2 separate regions of the Homo sapiens genome follow, and region 2 is linked to region 1. A link is a loop called in an ENCODE intact Hi-C map of the cell type or tissue named here. Cell type or tissue: Caco-2. All regions are shown on one strand. Each heading gives the region's core, and the rest is flanking DNA. Links, peaks and the distances in the headings are about the cores only.

Region 1 (10,973 bases), core at 1,558-9,557:
AGGTCTGTGCTATAGCCAGGTACAAGACAGGGCTCAGGCAAGGCTAGGGTGAAGGCCAAGGTAGGGCCAGGGCAGGGTCAAAGCCAGGCTAGGGCCAAGGCAGGGCCAGGGCAGGCAGGACAGGTCCAGGAAAGCATAGGGCCAAGGCAGGGCAGGGCCAGGCCAGTGCCAAGACCAAGGCAGGGACAGGGCCATGGCCATGGCCTGGGCAGCACCAGGTTCGGGGCAGGAGCAAAAGAAGGGCAAGGACAGTTCAGGTTCTTGGCACAGCCGGGGTCCAGGACAGGGTCAGGGTAGGGCCAAGGCAGGGTCTGGGCCATGGTAAGACCAGCGACAGGGCTGGGGCTAAGATAGTGACAGGGCCAGAGTCAGGGCAAGGACCAGAGCAGTGCAAGGCCAGGGTAGGGCCAGTATTTCAGGGTCAGGACAGGGTCAGGGCCAGGGCAGAACCAGGGTAAATTCTCAAGCCAGGAAGGGCCAGGGCCAGGAGAGGTCCAGGGTCTGTGTTAGGGCACGAGCAGGGCCAGACCAGGGTAAGGGTCAGGGCCAGGGCCAGGGTAGGGACAGGGCAAGAAACATGGCAGGACCAGGGGCAACACCAAGGCCAGAGCTGAGCCAGGGCTGAGTCAGGGCTGAGTCAGGGCAAGGCATGGTATGGCCAGTGCAGGACAGGACCAGAGCCGGTCCATAGAGAGAGCAGGGCCGATGCCAAGGCAGAGCCAGGCTGGTGCCAAAGCTGAGGCAGTGTCAGGGCATGTCCAGGGCGGGGCCAGGGCCAGAACCGAGCCAGGGCACGGCCAAGGCAGGGTAAGGCAGGGCAATGGCACGGCCGGGTCAGTGCCAGGACAAGGCAGAACAGGACAAGGCAATGGTAGGGGCAGAGCAGGGACAGGCCAAAAGAGGGTCAAGTCACTTCAGGGCCGGGGCAGGGCCAGGGCCAGGGATATGGCAGGACAAAGACCAGGGCCAGGGTCAGGGCCAGGTCTGGGCTAGGGCCAGGTCCAGAGCAGGCCCTAGCCAAGACTAGGGTGAGAGCCAAGGTAGGGCCAGGGCAGGGTCAAAGCCAGAGTAGGGTGAGGGCAGGGCCAGGGCAGGGTGATGACACAGCCAGAGCACGGCAGGGCAAGGTGGTGGCAAGACCAGGGCAGACTACTGCCAGCTCAGGGCCAGGGAAAGGCCAGGGCCAGGACAGAACCAAGAAAGAGTCTGGGTCAGGGCCAGGAGCAAGGCAGAGCAGGGCCAGGGCCATGGCAGAGTCAGCAGGTCCTTGGCAGGATCAGGTTCCAGGCCAGGTCCAGGGCACAGGCAGGGGCAGGGCCTGGATAAGGGCAGAGCCAGGGATATGGCAGGACCAGGGTCAGGGCCAGGGCCAGGGCCCAGGCTGGGCCAGGGCAGGGCCAGAGCCAGGCCATAGTGAGGGCAGGGCAAAAGCCACGGCAAGGTCAGGGCAGGTCCAGGGAGCGGCCAGCGTCAGGCAGGTCCAGGGCACAACCAGGGCAGGGTAAGGCAGGGCAATGGCACCACTGGGCCATGACAGGGCAAGGTCAGTGCCAGGAGAGGGCAGAACAGGCAGGGCCATGGTGGGGCCAGGGCAGGGACAGGCCAAGGCAGGGCCGGGACAAATCAGGGCCAGGACATGTCCAAGGCCAGGTCAGGGCCAGAACAGGACCAGGACCATGACCATTGGCAGGGCCAGTGCTATGGCAGTGCCAGGGTCAGGACAGGGGGCAGGGCCAGAGCCAAAGCTGGGTCAGCACAGATTCAGGGAAGGTCCAGGGCAGAGGTGGGGCCAGGGCCTGAGCCAGGGAAGGGCCAGTGCAAGGGCAGGACCAGAGCAGGGACAGGGCAGCACAGGGCCAAGACAGGGCCAGGGTGGGACCAGAGCAGGGCAGGGCTGAGACAGTCCAGGTAATGGCAGGGCAGGTCCAGGGCAAGGCAGGGCAGGGCAGTACAGGGCCAGCTCCACAGCACGGGCAGGGCATAGCCAGGCCCATTGTGAATGCATCGGCCCTCCCTACAAGGCTCCTACCACCTGGCCACTGCCGCAGCCTGGCCACTGCTGTAGGCCTGCCCCCACCCTGGCCGCAGCCGCCTGCCCTCCTACTGCTCCAGCATGCTGCAGTCTGCATTGCCACCACCAGCCCACAGAGAAGCAAGCTGTGGTGTTGCAGGCTCCAGGTGTCTCCTCCTCCTCCTGGCACGGAGCAGCTGGGAGGGCAAAGCCAGAAAATCCTAGAGGAAGATGCAAGGGGTGGTAGTGTCAGAGCCTCACTTTGTCACGCCAGCCACTGGGTGGCAGGGGCCAGTTTCAGTGAAGGCACTCACACCCACCCTTCAAAGTCCTTTTGGCCCAAGCTGGCCAGAAACTGGGGCCTGGGGTGGGTGCTGGAGACACCATAGTGCCTGGCTCCCAACTCCACAGGAACTGCTGGGCCCACTTGGGCTGCACTCCTCGGGGAGCAGGAGCAGCAGAAACTCAGACCCAGCCAACCCTCTGCACCCAGGTGCCACTTCCTGTTCCGGATGCCTCCACGTACAGGCCCCTGTCCCCAGTGGTGTCTGCTACTCCATACTGGGGGGTGCCAGGCAGTCTCTGTGGCACAGACCCAGAGTGCATGGGCCCAGGAACTACGGTGGGTGTAGGGGCTCTGCCATGCTCAGGATTTCCACAGAAACACTGTGTCTGCCGTGCTCCAGTATGAGCAAGAGTAGGTTGCCCTCTGGAGTGTGGGGTCCAGGGAGAGGAGAACCGCTCCTTCCTTGGATGCCAGCACTGTCGCTGCCAACTCTGCTGACCGTCGCCAGCAGTGCAGCCCCCAACAGTACCCAACTTGCCCCCCTCCATGGCTAGTCCTGCCCTCAATAGCACCCCCCACCTCCACCCCCCAAAACGCCACCAGCAGTGTATACCCGATAGTGCCCTAACCTGTCCTCCTCTATGGGCATTGCAGTCCCAGAGAGCACCCATAACACGCCCCCCACCATGGGCAGTGCAGCCCCATATAATGCTACCAACCAGTACCCCCAGTGCAGGCAGTGACACCCTAGATAGCGCCCCCAACCCACCCCACACTGTGAAAAGTGCAGCCCTGATGGCCCCTATCCTATCACTCTGGTCATGCTGCAGTCTCTGTCACCACCACCACCAACCACAGTGAGGCAAGCCACTGGGCCATAGGCTCTAGCCTCCAGCAGCCGGGCACGGAGCAGCTCTTGCTGATGGCTGTCTGCTACCACTCCGACCACGCTGCTGTCTCCATGGCCATCTTCTTTGACTACAAAAGAATAAAACTAGGTATCAATAAGAATAATAATTTTGGAAACCATACAGTCACATGGAAGTTAAATAATACGCTCCTGAATGAATGACTAGTGGGTCAATGAAGATACTAAGATGGAAATTGAAAAATTTCATGAAACAAATGGTAATGAAGACACAATATACCAAAACTTATGATATGCCAATAACAGTACAAAGGCAGAGATTCATAGCTATAAGTGCCTACCATCCAAACAGAAGAAAAACTTCAAATAAACAATACATCTTAAAGAACTAGTAAAGTAAGAACAAACTAAACCCAAAATAAGAAAAGAAATAATAAAGATCGTAACAGAAATAAAGTTGAAATTAAAAAAATACACAAGATTAAACAAAAAGTTGGTTTTCTGGAAAGCTACACAAAACTGACAAACTTTTAGCCAGGCTGACTAAGAAAAAAGAGAGAAGATTCAAATAAATAAAATCAAAAAATAATATAGGAGACATTACAACTGATACTTCAGAAATTCAAAGGATCTTAACTGGCTATTATATGCCAATAAATTAGAAAGCCTAGTAGAAATGCTAGATGCATATAACCTACCTAGGTTGAACAGTGAAAACATCCAAGACCAGAACAGATCGGTAACAAGTAATGAGATCGAAGCCATCAGAAAAAGTCTCCCAGTAAAGAAAAGCCCAGGAACCAATGGCTTCACTGCTGTTGGCTTCACACCACACATTTACAGACCTAGTACCAATCCTACTCAAACTGTTTTGAAAAACAGCAGGGAATATTTCCAAACTTATTCCGTGGGGCCATTATTACCCTCATACCAAAATCAGACAAAGACATCAAAGAAGGAAACTACAGGCCAGTATCTCTAATATTGATGCAAATATCCTCAACAAAATACCAGCAAATCAAATTCAGCAATACATTAAAAAGATAATTCATCAGGATCAAGTGGGATGTGTCCCTGGGATGCAAGGGTCATTCAACACTCAATGTGATACATCATATCAACCAAATAAACGACAAAACAGTATGATTATGTCAACTGAAACTGAAAAAGCATTTGATGAAATTCAGCATTCCTTCATGTTATAAATCCTCAAAAAACCAGGTACAGAAGAAACATACTGCAACATAATAAAAACCACATGAGAGAGACTCATAGCTAGAATCATATGGAATGGGGGAAAATGGAAAGCTTTTCCTCTAAGATCTGGAACATGATAAGGATGCCCACTGTCACCACTGTTACTTAACATAGTACTGGAAATCCTAGCTAAAGCAATCAGTGCAGCCCCTGATACGGTCCCCAACCAACCCTGCCCCCTGCCACCAGCAGTGTAGCCCCCCCCCCCCCATAGCGCACCCAACACACCCAAACTGCCCCCTCTCCCCGCACCGTGGGCATTGCAGCACCCCATAGCGCCCTCAACCCGAAACCCCCCCACCCGCACCCCCGAGCAGTGCAGCCCTGGATAGCACCCTTAACCCACCTCACTGCTGCCGGCAATACAGTCTGGGATAGTGCCCCCAACTAGCAGGCCTAGCGGTTTTCTCTCATCCAATCAGAACATGAAGTCCAGGAACCTGGCTTGCATAACCTCAGTATATAAAACATGCTAAGGGGGAATTGCGCCATTGCAGGCTGTTGTGCCTCAGCGTTCCCAACCCCTCCGTTCGCACCTTAAAGAAGGCGAAAGCGGAGTCCCCCGCCACACGCTGGACGCTGGAGGCTGGATCCTGTGGCACCAGGGCTTGGCTCTGCATAGTGTGTGGCGGCGATGGAGACAGGCGGCTGGCAGCGAGAGCTGCTTCTTGCCTGGATACAGGAAGGGAAAGAGGAGGCACCTACCACAGGCTGGAGGCTAGAGTCTGTGGGACTGCGGCTGGCCTCGCTGGCTCGCCTCGCTGCGGTGGGTGGCAGCAGCGGACACTGCAGCCGGCCAGAGCGTAGAAAGGCGATTGGGTAGGTGCGCTATCCGGGGCTATACTGCCCGAGGCCGGGGGCCGGTAGGGGTGTTATTCCGGGCGTCACTACTTTAGGTGTGCTATGCCGGGCTGCGCTGCCCGCAGCAGCGGTGGGGGCGGGTTGGGGGCACTATCCTGGGCTGTATTGCCAGCAGCAGTAGGGCTGGTTGGGGGCCCTATTGTGTGCTACACTGCCCGCCACAGGGGACGGGTTAGGGCCGCTACTGTGGTTACACTGCCGGCGGCGCCGGGGTGGGGGGATTGGTCGGGGTGCTGACTGGGGTGGGGGGTGGTTTGGGGGCTGCACCGCCCGCGGCGGGGGACTTGTTGGGGGCGCTATCTGGGGCTGCAATGCCCCCCGCAGGGGATAGGTTAGGGGCCTCCGGTGGTACACTGCAGGTGGGGGGGGCGGGAAAGGGGGAGTACAGGGAGGTGATTGGACGGGGTGGTTTCGGGCGCTATCGCGGGCCGGACTGCTCATGATAGAGGGGGGCGTTGGGTGCTCTATTGGGGGCTACACTGCCAGCGGCAAGGGGCAGTTTGGGGGCGATACCCCACCGGTGGCAGGTGGGGAGGTGTGGTGGGTTGTGGACATCATTAGGGGGCTGTACTGTGGTCAGTGGGAGCGAGTTAGGGGAGCTATCAGCTGCTGCACTGCCTGTGGCGGGGGTCAGGTTTGGTGCGCTATCGGGACCATATTCTCGGTAGTGGCATACGGGTTAGGGGAGCTGTCGGGGGCTAAGCTGTCCACGGGGGACTGCGGGTTGGGTGCGCTATCCAGGGCATCATACCCCGCGGCTGGGGGATGGTTGGGGGTGCTATCCGCTATCTGGGACGGCACTGCCCATCGTGGGGAGCGGGTTGGGGGCCTTAAGGATCCTTGGCTGCACTATTCACACGGCGGGGATCAGGTTGCAGTGCTTTCTGGGGCGTCACTGCCCGCGGCGGGGGGGTTGGTTGGGGGTCCAATCCGTGGCTGCATGGCCCACGGCAGGGGGCAGGTTGGGGGAGTTATCTGGTGCTGCAACGTCTGAGGCGGGGACGGGTTGGGGGCGCTATTGGGTTTCTACACTGCAGCTGTGAGGGGAGGGTGTTAGGGGCGCTATCCCGGGTCCAACAGCTGGCGGCGGGTTAGGGGCGCTATCAGGGGGTGCCCTGCAGGTGGCGGCAGAGGTTTCAGCAACACCAGTGGCCTACAAAGAAGGAGCCTTCCTCCTCTCCCCAGACTCCAGACTCTAGAGGGCGACCTCCTCCTGCTCCTGCTCCTGGAGCGCAGCGAGCGCACAGCGTTTCCGCAGGAATCCTGAGAATGGCAAGGCCCCCATACCCGCGGTGGTTCCCAGGCCCGCCCCCTCTCGCAGCTGCAGCCCCACCTGCCAGCGCGTGCCACCTCCGAGCGACTTCCGGGACCCGGGCGGCCACCGCGGTGCAGGCGCGCGCCCAACGGCTTTGCGAGGCTCACTCGGTCTGAGAGGTCGGAGGCTGCGAGTGTCGCTGCTGAAGGCTGTGGTGGACTGGGCTGGATCGCGGATTTTGGATTAGATAATAGATTTGGGATCGCGGATTGGGGGTTGGATCGCGGATTTGGGGTTGGATCGGGGATTTGGGGTTGGATAGGGGATTTGGGGCTGGGTCGGCGGGGGCGTGGGGGGAGGTGAAAAGGTAACAGGGAGCTGCCCCCTCTCAAGAGCCGGTAGTTGGGAGTCTGAGAAGTCACCACCATGAAGTTGTTCGGCTTCAGGAGCCGCAGGGGCCAGACGGTCCTGGGCTCCATAGACCACCTCTACACGGGTTCCGGGTACCGAATCCGGTACTCGGAACTGCAGAAGATCCACAAGGCAGCTGTCAAGGGCGACGCTGCGGAGATGGAGCGCTGTCTGGCGCGCAGGAGCGGAGACCTTGACGCCCTGGACAAGCAGCACAGGTAGCGAGGGCTCAGCCCGGGGTGGCAGGGGGTCCCCAGGTCCGGCTTTCTGGCAGCCCCTGGGACGGGGGCCTTGGAGGTCGCCGGGCACCCTCTGAGCGGCGGAGCCAAACGGACCCTCAGCTGTTTTCCATCCCTCATAATTCCCTGGCTGGAGCAGTTGGTGGAGAATTTGAGTGATTTAACTCACAAAGTTAAGCATATACGGTGTTGATAATTTTAACGTACACGTTTAAAACATGGTTTATATACATTATAGGAGGTGCCTAATGAGAGAACTCATTCCCCTATCAAAAATGCCGTGAGTTATTTTCAGTAGGCGAAAAGTTCTCAGATAAAACTGTCCGTTTTACATCCGTATCCCCCTGTGTAGGTAGGTTCTTTACTGAAGGTTCTTAGAGAGAAACTTGGAAGTGGGAGGTGGGTTCTGTGTTCTTGAATGGGAAGACACATTTTCCTCAGAATGTGAGCTCTTTCTGTGTTTATCAATTTTACATAGACAGAATGAAAATATCAAGGTTTTAACATTTTTGTATGACACCTGCTGTCTTTCACTATTGTGATGACATTTAAAAAAATTTCATAATGGAGTGAAAAAACACTTGCTGCTCTAGATATCAAAATGTGCTATTAATTTCTACAATTAATTGTTTACTAACAGCTGAAAAGACAAACGCATAGAACAGAATAGGCAACCCAGAAACACTGAAATTATGTAAGATATACGTAAGGATTAATGAGTAGGAAAGGATGAATTATTAATGAAAAAATGTCTGCTGTTTGAAGAAAACTAATGAAATTTTATGTCACAAACATGAGTTCCTGATGGAATACAGATTGAAATTTTTACATATGAAAATGAGTAAAGTACCGGAAGAAAACACAAACGCTTATTTTACAGGTACACTTTATGTTCACAAAAGCCTTCCTAAGAATGACCTCATAAGAAGACATTCTGAAGGTTGATTTAGCAAACTAAAAATTAAAACTGCCTGTGTTTCAGAAAAAAAAATAACAAAAGAGAGCTTACTTGAAAAATATTAACTATATTATATATATATATATTCAGATGAAAAGTGTGTTTTCATTTTAGAGGGAATTCATTATATTCTTTTTCTTTTTTTTTTTTTTTTTTTGAGTGAGAGTCTCACTTCTTTGCCCAGGCTGGTGTCCAATGGCACAGTCTTGGCTCACTGCAACCTCTGCCTCCCGGGTTCAAGCAATTCTCCTCGCTCAGCCTCCCAAGTAGCTGGGGTTACAGGCAGGTGCCAGCATGCCTGGCTAATTTTTCTATTTTTAGTAGCGAGGGGTTTCACCATGTTGGCCAGGCTGATCTTGAACTCCTGAGCTCAAGTGATCTGCCTGCCTCGGCCTCCCAAAGTGCTTGGATTACAGACATGAGCTACCATGCCCAGCCTATATTGTTTATTATATATCATATGATATATATATATTGCTGATACATATACCATATATATTATTACAGATATAATCTGTTATATATATATCAGTTATATATACACATTAGATGAAAAGTTGTATGTATATATACACATTAGATGAAAAGTACATTTTCATTTTACAGGGAATTCTTTCAAATCAAATCATCAAAAACTCTAAAATGGGCAAAGTACTTTTTTCCAGATCTGCAAGTTATTTGTGTACATAGCAAAAAGTCCTTCGCATTTCTGGTATAAGAATTTAAATTAAAGGAGGAATGAAAGTTTTCTATCCACAATATTTGCGAGGACGTTTTGTACTCCTGCTTAAAGTTTAAGTTGCTGATTACTTTTCAAATAGATAATTTGGTGGTAAGTACTACATTTAAAAAATATGTATGCTCTTTACCCATCAATTCCATTATACTAAAACACCCTTAGGAAATAAAGATACATGCACTTTATTTTTCACAGCACTTATTTTAAAAAGAACCCATAGAATGGATCCTATAAATAAATTTCAGTTGCATCCATAGGATGGAATAATATGTGACCATTGAAGGTGGCAATAGATACAGAAGTATATTGATGTGCGAAGATGTATTTTGTTATAGCTAGTGAGGAAAAAAAATCAATTAAATTATACATACACACAAACATACTATGGTCTTGTTTTAGCAAAAAATATGTACAAAATATAAAATTTGTAATTTCTGAGCATTTGTATTTTAAGTAAAGTTCCTTTTTCTTACCTGTGATTGCTGCAGTGAACATGTACAAAACTTCTAGTAAAGTTTATTAATAAAGGAATAATCCTCGGGAAGAGAGGAATATGAATCTTACAGTATTAAAAATAATTTCTCACTTTCTATTTTTTATCATTATTGTGTGTATTGTTATCTTCTTTGAACTTTTAGCCTCTTCAGAAGTAAAAAGGGAATGTTTTTATCTGTTTCCAGATTTTATTATCTATATATTTTATATGTACATATGTTTTTCTTATATATTCATTCAATTTATGCAAACAATGATAGATTATTTCATTTTAATTGTATTCTTTAAAAATAAAAATAACATAAATAATTACTATTGCAAAAATATTGCTTTATAGGAGTTATTTAAAAATATTGAACTCCCCAACTGTATTTATCCATTCTTTCATTCCATTTATTCATCAAACATAACCTGAGTACCTGTTATGTAGCAGACATATTCTACTATCTCTCAGGACCCTTCTATCCTTAAAAACTTCATGTTTACCTGCCCTGCCTGCACAAGTTGAGAGATTTAAAATAGGAATATTGGGACTTAATCTCCTTGAAACTTTGTCTCCCACCTTTCAAACAAAAGCATTTCTGAAGTTAGAAAATAGTAGAAGATAACCTTTAACTGCCCATTCAAAAGTTTATCAGTCTTAAATACTAATATTAATCATTGGAAAGTCTTATTTGCATATATTCTGTAAGTATAAATATTGAATAAAATGAGCCATATGTATTCATTTGAATCATGAGTTTCCTTTGGCTTCAGTTTGTTTGAAAATCAAGGAATTAATTTGTTTAAAAAATGCATTATTGTTATTTCAGTGCTCTATCCCCATAGTACCTTTAAGAACTAAAATGTATTTACATGCCAGTTGTATGCCTAGAACTGCCCTAGACCTGCTGAGTATACCATATTCTACTTAATGTAAGGTCTCATGGATTGTGTGATGCCCCGCTATTTTATATATCAATAAGATAATTTTTAAAATGCTACCAATTATAGTTATAATAATATGTGTCATTCCAATGTCAGAAGTATTAAAATGTGACCTACTCTTTAAGCCATCCTGCAAAGTAGGTATAATTGTATCTTTTACCTAATTAAAATGTTTTTGTTAAGTAGTAGTAATAGTAACAATTATAATATCTGGCTGGGTGCAGTGGCTCACACCTGTAATCCCAGAATTTTGGGAGGCTGAGGTGAGAGGATTGCTTGATGCCAGGAGTTTGAGACCATCCTGGGCAACAAAGTGAGATTCTTACTCTACAAAAATTTTTAAATAAATAGCTGGGCATGCTGGTGCACATCTGTAGTGCCAGCTACTCAGGAGGCTGGGGATGGAAGATCGCTTGAGCCTAGGAGTTCCAGGCTGCATTGAGCTATAGTTACATCATTGCACTCCAGCCTGGGCAAAAGAGTGAGACTTAGTCTCAAAAAATAAAAATCTTACAATTATTGAGTTATTGTAGGAACTATTCTAAATACATAGCTTCTCATTTAAGCATCATGATGGTGTCCTATGAGATAGCTACTATTGTCCTCTTTCTTAATGAGGAAGTTGAGACACAGAAAGGCTAAGCAATAGTTGGTAAGTGACAGGGT
Region 2 (10,973 bases), core at 1,578-9,577, 48 kb after region 1:
GAGCTTTTGAAAACAATAATATGCCATAATATATACTTAGTGATAACCTATTGATAAAGATTTTGTTCCCAGTAAAATTGTTCCATGTACTTTCCCCTATTTCATATTGATTACTGTACCTAATATTATAAAGAGGAGACAGAAATTATTGCAATCACAAATAACTCATGATAATCTTAGAAGAGCTCTATAAATTTTATCTTATTTACCACTGGTGTTTTGAAATAAAAGTTTTCTTTCATATGGATATATTTACACCACAGAAGTAATTGTGATCTGTTGGAGAACTAGAAGTAGAGTCAGAAGTCCTGGGGAAAATCCTGTAGCTTGCTTATATTTTTAACCTTTCTTTCTCAAAATTATGGTAACTAGATGAGTTCATCAATGAATGTATATAGGAGTGACTAGTATAATGTCTAGATTTATGATTTAGTAAATGTAATTCTTATAACTGACTATAAAAGTGTTAAAAGAGTCAAATTGAAATAGAATGTTATCAGTGAACTGTAATAACTCTGGGAAATTTTATCTGTCCAAATATGTGTGAACTAAGGTTCTTACTATAGGGTGGTGTATGGGTTAGATATCAAAGTGTAAATGCAATTTTTTGATATATTTTAATTTAGTCAAATTTGTTAATGCTTTAATTTATACTTTTGAGTTTGTTGTAATTCAGGGAAAGGCTTTTCCAATTCTGAAATTCTTAAAAATTCTCTGGTGTGCATGTGTGTGTGTGTGTTTACTTTTATAAATTCATTGACTTTAAATAAATTTCTGAACTTTTTGGAATTTATGCTCTATAAGGTTCAAAATTTTGCTTCAACTTTTTCTCCAGTTGGATATCCACTTACAGTAACCTTTTTAGTGCATGGATGTGCAGGTTATTCTTTAACTTCAGAGGTAATCATGATATGTTATTTTATTGAGTACTAGCTAAAACTTTCTTTTGTATTATTTAGGATTTTCATAATCATGAAGAAGTGAAAGATCTGATGGATGAAAATTGCATTTTGAAGACAGATATTGCTATACTCAGACAGGAAATATGCACAATGAAAAATGACAACCTGGAAAAAGAAAATAAATATCTTAAGGACATTAAAATTGCTAAAGAAACAAATGCTGCCCTTGAAAAGTGTATAAAACTCAATGAGGAAATGATAACAAAAACAGCATTCTGGTATCAACAAGAGCTTAATGATCTCAAAGCTGAGAATACAAGGCTCAATTCTGAACTGTTGAAGGAAAAAGAAAGCAAGAAAAAACTGGAAGCTGAAATTGAATCTTATCAGTCTAGACTGGCTGCTGCTATATAAGTAAACACAGTGAAAATGTGAAAACAGAAAGAAACCTAAAACTTGCTTTAGAGAGAACACAAGATATTTCTGAGCAAGTAAAAATGAGTTCTGATATTTCCGAAATAGAAGATAAGAATTAGTTTCTTACTGAACAACTTTCTAAAATGCAAATTAAATTCAATACCTTAAAAGATAAGTTCTGGCCGCTGCCGCTGCAGCCTGCTGGGCTGGAGGAAGTGGAGCTGGTGCCGTCCCTGCTCTCTTGCTGGGAAGCAACTGAGGGGGCGGCGCGGCAGGCCCCGGCAGCCGAAGAGGCTGGCAGGTGGCACTGTGGGGTGGGTGCTCCTGGTGAAAGGAGTCCACTGCATGCGTGTGGGTGGAGTCCGGCCCCCGAGAGCCACCGACATGAAGAAAGACGTGCAGATCCTGGTGGTGGGAGAACCTAGAGTTGGGAAGACATCATTGATTATGTCTCTGGTCAGTGAAGAATTTCCAGAAGAGGTTCCTCCCCGGGCAGAAGAAATCACCATTCCAGCTGATGTCACCCCAGAGAGAGTTCCAACACACATTGTAGATTACTCAGAAGCAGAACAGAGTAATGAACAACTTCATCAAGAAATATCTCAGGCTAATGTCGTCTGTATAGTGTATGCCGTTAACAACAAGCATTCTATTGATAAGGTAACAAGTCAATGGATTCCTCTCATAAATGAAAGAACAGACAAAGACAGCAGGCTGGAGTGCAGTGGCGGGATCTCGGCTCGCTACAACCTTCACCTCCCAGCCGCCTGCCTTGGCCTCCCAAAGTGCTAAGATTACAGCCTCTGCCCGCCCGCCACCCCATCTAGGAAGTGAGCAGCGTCTCTGCCTGGCTGCCCCGTCTGGGAAGTGAGGAGTGCCTCTGCCCACCCACCACCCCGTCTGGGATGTGAGGAGCGCCTCTGCCCAGCCACCCCATCTGGGAAGTGAGGAGCGCCTCTGCCCAGCCGCCACCCCGTCTAGGAAGTGAGGATCGTCTCTGCCTGGCCGCCCATTGTCTGGGATGTGAGGAGCCCCTCTGCCCAGCCACCCTGAATGGGAAGTGAGGAGCACCTCTGCCTGGCCGCCCCATCTGGGAAGTAAGGAGCACCTCTGCCCGGTTGCCACCCCATCTAGGAAGTGAGGAGCGTCTCTGCCTGACCGCCCATCCTCTGGGATGTGAGGAGCACCTCTGCCTGGCTGCCCCATCTGGGATGTGAGGAGCACCTCTGCCCTACTGACCATCGTCTGGGAAGTGAGGAGTGCCTCTGCCCGGCCGCCCCATCTGGGAGGTGAGGAGCGCCTCTGCCTGGCTGCCCTGCATCTGGGAGGAAGTGAGGAGTGCCTCTGCCCGGCTGCCCCGTCTGGGAAGTGGGGAGCGCCTCTGTCCAGCCGCCCCATCTGGGAAGTGAGGAGTGCCTCTGCCTGGCCACCACCCCATCTAGGAAGTGAGGAGTGCCTCTGCCCGGCCGCCCTGTCTGGGATTTGGGGAGCGCCTCTGCCCAGCCGCCCCATCTGGGAAGTGAGGAGTGCCTCTGCCCAGCCGCCCTGTCTGGGAAGTGAGGAGTGCCTCTGCCCAGCTGCCCTGTCTGGGAAGTGAGGAGTGCCTCTGCCCGGCCGCCACCCTGTCTAGGAAGTGAGGAGTGCCTCTGCCCGGCCGCCACCCTGTCTAGGAAGTGAGGAGTGCCTCTGCCCAGCCGCCCCATCTGGGATGTGGGGAGTGCCTCTGCCAGGCTGCCCCGCCTGGAAGGTGAGGAGCGTCTCTGCCCGACTGCCCCATCTGGGAATTGAGGAGCGCCTCTGCCCGGCCGCCCCGTCTGGGAGGTGAGGAGCGCCTCTGCCTGGCCGCCACCCCGTCTGAGAGGTGAGGAGTGCCTCTGCCTGGCAGCCCCATCTGGGAACTGAGGAGCGCCTCTGCCCAGCCGCCACCCCATCTGGGAAGTGGGGAGCACCTCTGCCCGGCTGCCCTGCCTAGGAAGTGGGGAGCGCTTCTGCCCGGCCACCCCGTCTGGGATGTGAGGAGTGCCTCTGCCCAGCCGCCCTGTCTGGGATGTGAGGAGCGTCTCTGCCCAGCCGCCACCCCATCTGGGAAGTGGGGAGCGCCTCTGCCTGGCCGCCCCATCTGGGAAGTAGGGAGCGCCTCTGCCCGGCCACCCCATCTGGGAAGTGAGGAGCGCTTCTGCCCGGCCGCCCCATCTGGGAAGTGAGGAGCACCTCTGCCTGGCCGCCCTGTCTAGGAGGAAGTGAGGAGCGCCTCTGCCCGGTCACCCTGTCTGGGAGGTGAGGAGTGCCTCTGCCCGGCCGCCCCATCTGGGATGTGGGGAGTGCCTCTGCCTGGCCGCCCATCATCTGGGAAGTGGGGAGCACCTCTGCCCGGCTGCCCCATCTGGGAAGTGAGGAGTGCCTCTCCCTGGCCACCCCATCTGGGAAGTGGGGAGCGCCTCTGCCCGGCCACCCCGTCTGGGAAGTGAGGAGCGCCTCTGCCCGGCCACCCCGTCTGGGAAGTGGGGAGTGCCTCTGCCCGGCCACCCCATCTGGGAAGTGAGGAGCACCTCTGCCCAGCTGCCCCACCTGGGAAGTGGGGAGCACCTCTGCCCGGCCGCCCATAGTCTGGGAAGTGAGGAGTGCCTCTGCCCGGCCGCCCCATCTGGGATGTGGGGAGTGCCTCTGCCTGGCCGCCCATCATCTGGGAAGTGGGGAGCACCTCTGCCCGGCTGCCCCATCTGGGAAGTGAGGAGTGCCTCTCCCTGGCCACCCCATCTGGGAAGTGGGGAGCGCCTCTGCCCAGCCACCCCGTCTGGGAAGTGAGGAGCGCCTCTGCCCGGCCACCCCGTCTGGGAAGTGGGGAGTGCCTCTGCCCGGCCACCCTGTCTGGGAAGTGAGGAGCACCTCTGCCCAGCTGCCCCGCCTGGGAAGTGGGGAGCACCTCTGCCCGGCCGCCCATAGTCTGGGAAGTGAGGAGCGCCTCTGCCCGGCCACCCCGTCTGGGAAGTGGGGAGCACCTCTGCCTGGCTGCCCCGTCTGGGAAGTGAGGAGCATCTCTGCCCGGCCACCCATCGTCTGGGATGTGAGGAGCACCTCTGCCCTGCCGCCCTGTCTGGGAAACGAGGAGCACCTCTGCCCGGCTGCCCCATCTGGGATGTGGGGAGTGCCTCTGCCCAGCTGCCCATCATCTGGGAAGTGGGGAGCGCCTCTGCCCGGCCACCCCATCTGGGAAGTGAGGAGTGCCTCTGCCCAGCCGCCCCGTCTGGGATGTGAGGAGCGCCTCTGCCTGGCCACCCATAGTCTGGGAAGTGGGGAGTGCCTCTGCCCGGCTGCCCCATCTGGGAAGTGGGGAGCGCCTTTGCCCAGCCGCCCATAGTCTGGGAAGTGGGGAGCACCTCTACCCAGCCACCCCGTCTGGGAAGTGGGGAGCATCTCTGCCCGGCCACCCATCCTCTGGGATGTGAGGAGCACCTCTGCCCCACCGCCCTGTCTGGGAAGCGAGGAGCGCCTCTACCCAGCCGCCCCATCTGGGAGGTGTACCCAACATCTCCGAAGAGACAGCAACCATCAAGAATGGGCCATGATGACGATGGTGGTTTTGTTGCAAAGAAAAGGGGGAAATGTGGGGAAAAGAAAGAGAGATCAGACTGTTACTGTGTCTGTGTAGAAAGAAGTAGACATAGGAGACTCCATTTTGTTCTGTACTTAGAAAAATTCTTCTGCCTTGGTATGCTGTTAATCTATAACTTTACCCCCAACCACGTGCTCTCTGAAACATGTGCTGTGTCAACTCAGGGTTAAATGTATTAAGGGTGGTGCAAGATGTGCTTTGTTAAACAGATGCTTGAAGGCAGCATGCTGGTTAGGAGTCATCACCACTCCCTAATCTCAAGTACCCAGGGACACAAACACTGCCTAGGAAAACCAGAGACCTTTGTTCACGTGTTTATCTGCTGACCTTCTCTCCACTATTAGCCTATGACCCTGCCACATACCCCTCTCCGAGAAACACCCAAGAATGATCAATAAACATTAAAAAAAAAAGATAAAAGAAAAAAAAAGATAAGTTCCGTAAGACAAGAGATACTCTCAGAAAAAAGTCATTGGCTTTAGAAACTGTACAAAACGACCTAAGCCAAACACAGCAGCAAATAAAGGAAATGAAAGAGATGTATCAAAGTGCAGAAGCTAAAGTCAGTAAATCCACTGGAAAGTGGAACTGTGTGGAAGAGAGGATATGTCAACTCCAACGTGAAAATCCGTGGCTTGAACAGCAACTAGTTGATGTTCATCAGAAAGAGGATCATAAAGAGATAGTAATTAATATCCAAAGAGGCTTTATTGAGAGTAGAAAGAAAGACCTCATGCTAGAAGAGAAAAATAAGAAGCTAATGAATGAATATGATCATTTAAAAGAAAGTCTCTTTCAATATGAGAGACAGAAAGCAGAAACAGTAGTAAGTATCAAGGAAGATAAATATTTTCAAACTTCTAGAAAGAAAGTTTAAACATTTGGTTCTGGATACATGTTGAACCTAGTTGAATATAAAAATCAGTAGATAAAAAGTGTGTTTACTATACTGTATAATTCCATTTACATGAAGCATCCAGAAAAGAGAAAGGTATAGGTACAAAAAGTAGAATAATGTTTGTGAAGGGCTGGGGCTGGAAGCTGGTAGTGACTGCTAATGGGCGTGAGGGATCTTGCAGTGATGGAAATGCTCTAAAGTTGGATTGTAGAGATGGCTGCACAGCTCAGAAAATGTACTAAAAATCTTTTAACTTTATGTTAAAACAGATACATTCTATAGTATGTAAATTATATTTCAACAAAGCTTTTTGGTTTAAAAAAAAAGGAAAAATGTGTTCACTACATCAGCTTAGAAACATAACTTGTTTCCATAGAGGTGAGAGATGATTTACTTTGAGAGAAGACATTGTGTCACCTATGACATTTTATTAGGCACAGAGTCATATTTTAAGGTAGATAGTCCTGTAGTGCTGAAATAATAATTTTAATGTCTTTATATTGCCACATGTTAAGACCATGGTGAAGGTATAAATGGAAATGTTTACACCTGAAATGAGTATTTTCAAATTAAAATTTAATTAAGTGATTTGCTTCAACACTTAATTCTAGATTTCCCAGATGAACTGAAGTGTATTGCTGTATCTTGTAATATCTTGCTTTAAGTAGTTTTTTATATATTTTAGTTGGTATAGCTTTATTATTATTCATATTAATTTAACTTAAATCTGAAAATGTCAGTCTCAAATTACATATTTTAATGACCACGTAATGTTTTAAAGGCACCTACTTGTTATAAAATTATAATTTAGGGTAAATGTGGTAAATTTTAGCAAAACTATATTTGATTTAGTCTTCCCACTCGTATTCATAATTTACTTTGAATATTTTTATTAATAATTAGCTCATAATTTTTATTTCAAGGCTCAATGACTATCATTTGAATATAACTTTGTCCAGTACAAAGATACTGTAGCTGCCTGTGATTTATGAGTTAGGCATTAGATCCCCATTTTCAGACTAAAGCGGGGTGGTAGGCTTCACGTACAGTGGGAATGGAGTAATTACAGGAGGGAGTTGTAGAAGCTTGAAGTCAGAGAGGGAGGTAGAGGCCTGTTTACCTAGGGCCTCAAAGGCCATTGGACTTTTACTTTTATTCTGAGACAGGAATCTGTTGGAAGGATTTGAACAGTTGATTGAATATGTTAGGAACTTTGAGGTTGAGTTGAGCTTCTAAGATGATTGAATGGTGGGATGAATCTGTTGTATTAAGAGAATACCAATTTGGCAGGAGGATAACACATTCTGCATCCCTCACTGAATTCAGTAATAAATAAAAATGTGTACCTGTGATGAAAAGAAGGTGAATTGATGTGTGTGAGATAATTTTCAAAGTAGGTATGTTAGAGTTAAATGTTCTTAACATAATTTAATAATAAGGCAATTTATAAAATCAGTAACAAAAGTATTTTATCAGGTGGTTATGAGACAACTTCAACAAGAAGTGGCTGATTCCCTTAAAAAATTAACTATGTTAGAGTCTCCACTGGAAGGTACATCATGTTGTCACATTAATTTGGATGAGACACAGGCCTCAAAGAAGAAATTATTTCAAGTGGAAAGTCAAGTATGTATGGAATCTAACATGTCGACAGTTATTCTGTAGCTGGTTGAATTATATAACATGTTTTAGGATACTAATTTTGGCAGAAGCTTGATTTTGTACTTTCATTATAATTAATTATTTCCATTTTACTATCTTTATAATGTACTTTTTTTAAATATTGTGACTTTTGTTCTACCATTTTGAAAAAGGATTGCATACCTTTTCTCTTACAATATGTACCCTTGGAAAAGTTGATAATTATACATCATTCCTCAGAGAAAATTGACTTTTTTCCTGTTAAACATATTTTCAAGTAATTTTTGTATTGCTATGATGAGGCAGGCCAGATTAAATCAGAGGACAATGTTTAATGGAATGTTCCAGAAAATTGTCTTATTTCTTCACTTTTGTGAAAGGACACAGAATCTGTGTCTATTTCACAGATTCTAAGTTAACTTGTATAGAAAGGCCATTATACTATTCTTTGAAATGTACATGTTTTATGTCAATTTACAAACTATTTGAAAAGTTAGGCATTTTCTTTATTTACCTTTTATTTAAAATATAAAAGTATAGAAATATTTAGATCTGATATAGTAGGTACATCAAAAATTGAGAGCTGAGAAAATTTTCTTGATCCTGCCATTGGATTTTAAAAACAGTTTCACTGAGATATAATTCATGTATCAGACAGGTCAACCATTTAAAATGTGCAACTCAGTATCTGTTAGTATATTCACAGCATTTTCATCACCCTGAAAAGCAACCCCACATCTCCTAGGCATGACTGCAGCCTTCCTCCATGTCCCTCCACCTACCCCTGTTGTAGGCAAACACCATCTATTTTTGTCTCCATAGGTTTGCCTGTTCTGCATATTTCATATACATAGAGTTAGACAATACATAGTCCTTTGTGACTGGCTTTTTCACTTAGCTTAATGTTTTCAGAATTCATGCATGTTTTAGCACACATTGGTAGTTTATTTCTTGTTATAGTTAAATGATACTCTATTGCATGGCTATACTGGTTTTCCATTCATTCATCAGTTGATGGACGTTTACGTTAGTTTCCACTTCTAGCTATTATGAAAAATGCTGCTGCAAACATTCACTTAGAGGTTATTATGTGGACACGTGTTTTTATTTCCCTGCCATTGGACTTTATCCTCAGAGTTAATTGGGCAGATTTCAGCACTTGTCTTGCTCATGCTATCCTTTCTGCCTTCTCAGTTTCTGTTCATCTAGCCTCATTCATTCAGACCTGGCAGACAATTTTTTTGTTTTTATGAAGCTTTCTCTGACTGTTCTGACTCTCATTGACCTTATGTGTTAGGAATTGTTGTCCAGTCTGTGCAGAAAACTTAGTCCTTAATTTTACATGGCTTTTTCTTTTTTATGGAAGATAATTTTGTCTCAGTATAAATTTGCTTAATGGGGGAATAATATATAATATGTATGGCACCTATCCTTGCATAAATTGAAAATATTTTAGCTTAGAAGTTTTTAGCATACAATTAAATATTTTATACCATACCAATTATTTGTTCTTTGAGACCTTGACACAGTAAGGTTTATATTCTAAATGTATTTTTAGCAATTAAATATCAAATCTAAACCAATTAGTCTAATAGAGGAGACTCGTTCAATCACATGTTTATGTTTTTCTCTCTATGAAAAAGAATCTAAATTGGCCTTTTTTCACTATGCAGCCATTACTGTATTTCTGGACTGCTCCCAGTTTGTCAGCTGAACAGTTCTGGCTGCAGCTTGTCTGATGACAGATAGCACAGCCCCTCAATCTGAGTGCTCAGCAGAGTGCTTGTGAAGGCAGCACCACAGCAACAGTTGCTCAGAGGGAACAGATTCAGGAGCCTTGGTTTAGCAATAGAGTCCAGGGTTTTCAGCTCAGTGTCTTTAGCCTGTCTCTGCTGGTCATGTCAGTTATGTACTATTCCATCCAGGAGGTGCTATTTACATTGTAGTACATACATAGTCATTGCCTACTGAGTCATACACAGAGAAAAGTAAGTTATAAATTATATGCCCCCCATTTGCTGCAACTCTCAGTGGTGAGAAGAATGATTCAGTGCAGCTATAGGAGACTACTTCCATTGGCATGCCACCTGCCTAACATACACAATTTTGTTAAGATATACAATAAAATTATTATGCTACTAGCAAATATTTTATGTAGCTCACTATGTTCCACGTACTCTTGTAAGTGCTTCATGTTAGTCCCCAGTTAAACACCTGGTTGGGGGAGGTGGCTCATGCAAGTAATCCTAGCATTTTGGAAGGCTGAGGCAGGAGGCTCGCTTGAGCCCAGGAGTTTGAGATCAGCCACAGCAATATAATGAGAACCTGTCTTTAAAAAATAAATAAATAAATACTTAGAGGCATGGTGGTGCATGCCTGTAGTCCCAGCTACCTTGGGAGTCTGTGGTAGGAGGGTCGGTTGACCTTGGAATATTGAGGCTGCAGTGAGTGTTGATCAAGCCACTACACTCCAGTCTGGGTAACAGAGTGAGACTCTGTCTCATAAATAAAACGTTTTGTATAGATTCCCATAGAAGTGAGTTAGACATCAGGCATAGTATTGTTAGCCACTTTGATGTCTGCCTAGGGAGTAAAACATATAATAAGGGACAGCATTAAACCATCTCAGTCAGTAGCCTCTAACTTCTCAAGAAGGTTCTTATCTCCTGAATGTCTAAGCAAGAGACTACCTGGATGAAGACATTTGGTGGACACCATTTTGAGATGAAGAATCTCAAATGGGAAGAAGGGAGATGTCTACTTGACTGGAGCTTCCCAATGATATATTTGAGTGTCCCCCAAAAGAAACTTTAGAAACTTTAGAACAAGACTTTCATCATTCCATATCTCTATGGAAAAGGAAACTCTTTAAAAGAAAACAAAGGCAAACAATTGATAATCTGATTCTCTTGGGAAAGTTTTCATTATAAAAGAAAAAAAGGGCTGGGTGTCGTGGCTCATGTCTGTAATCCCAACATTTCGAGAGGCTGAGGTGGGTGGATTACCTGAGGTCAGGAGTTCAAAAACAGCCTGTCCAACATGGTGAAACCCTGTCTCTACTGAAAATACAAAAATTAGCCAGGCGTGGTGGTGTGCACCTGTAGTCCCAGCTACTTGGGAGGCCAAGGCAGGAGAATCACTTGAACCCAGGAGGTGGAAGTTGCAGTAAGCCAAGATGGCGCCACTGCACTCCAGCCTGGATGACACAGTGTGACTCCATCTCAAAAAAAAAAAAAAAAGAAAAAGAAAAGGGACAAAGTATACTGGTCCAAAAAAGAAGAAAGAAAGAAAAAAAGGACAAAGTATACTGTTCAATATCGTAATGGTGAGACTGTCCCCCTTTGAGATAGAAAATAACGGTATACTCAAAGTAACATCAATAAGAACCAACATAAAATAGACAAGATTCACTATCTACAAAAGTAATCTGCACCAAGTAGCAATGTCTGAGCGTGTGGTTGAGAATATTGTCTATAATATGTGTACTAGAAGGAAGAGGCCT

Evidence for each region. A loop is a pair of places that touch in the nucleus more often than their neighbours do. Peaks named below come from ENCODE experiments on the same cell type or tissue, not always from the same donor. Only the 100,000 strongest peaks of a DNase experiment are listed, where the experiment ranks them.
Region 2: it touches region 1 in a loop (10-fold over the local background); 1 of 110 quality-filtered maps calls a loop at or near these places.

What each region holds. Positions count from the first base shown.
Region 1 is chr18:14,172,431-14,183,403 of GRCh38, forward strand. It overlaps the pseudogene ANKRD20A5P. Among named protein-coding and RNA genes, the nearest start is that of ZNF519, 45 kb to the left of the region's middle. In Caco-2, for the core only: CTCF peaks have their summits at 6,392 (motif pointing right) and 6,591; a DNase peak (open chromatin) is centred at 6,571; H3K4me3 peaks cover 1,862 bases.
Region 2 is chr18:14,220,305-14,231,277 of GRCh38, forward strand. It overlaps the pseudogene ANKRD20A5P and the pseudogene RHOT1P1. Among named protein-coding and RNA genes, the nearest start is that of ZNF519, 93 kb to the left of the region's middle. In Caco-2, for the core only: no CTCF peak of the experiment used is centred there; a DNase peak (open chromatin) is centred at 5,107.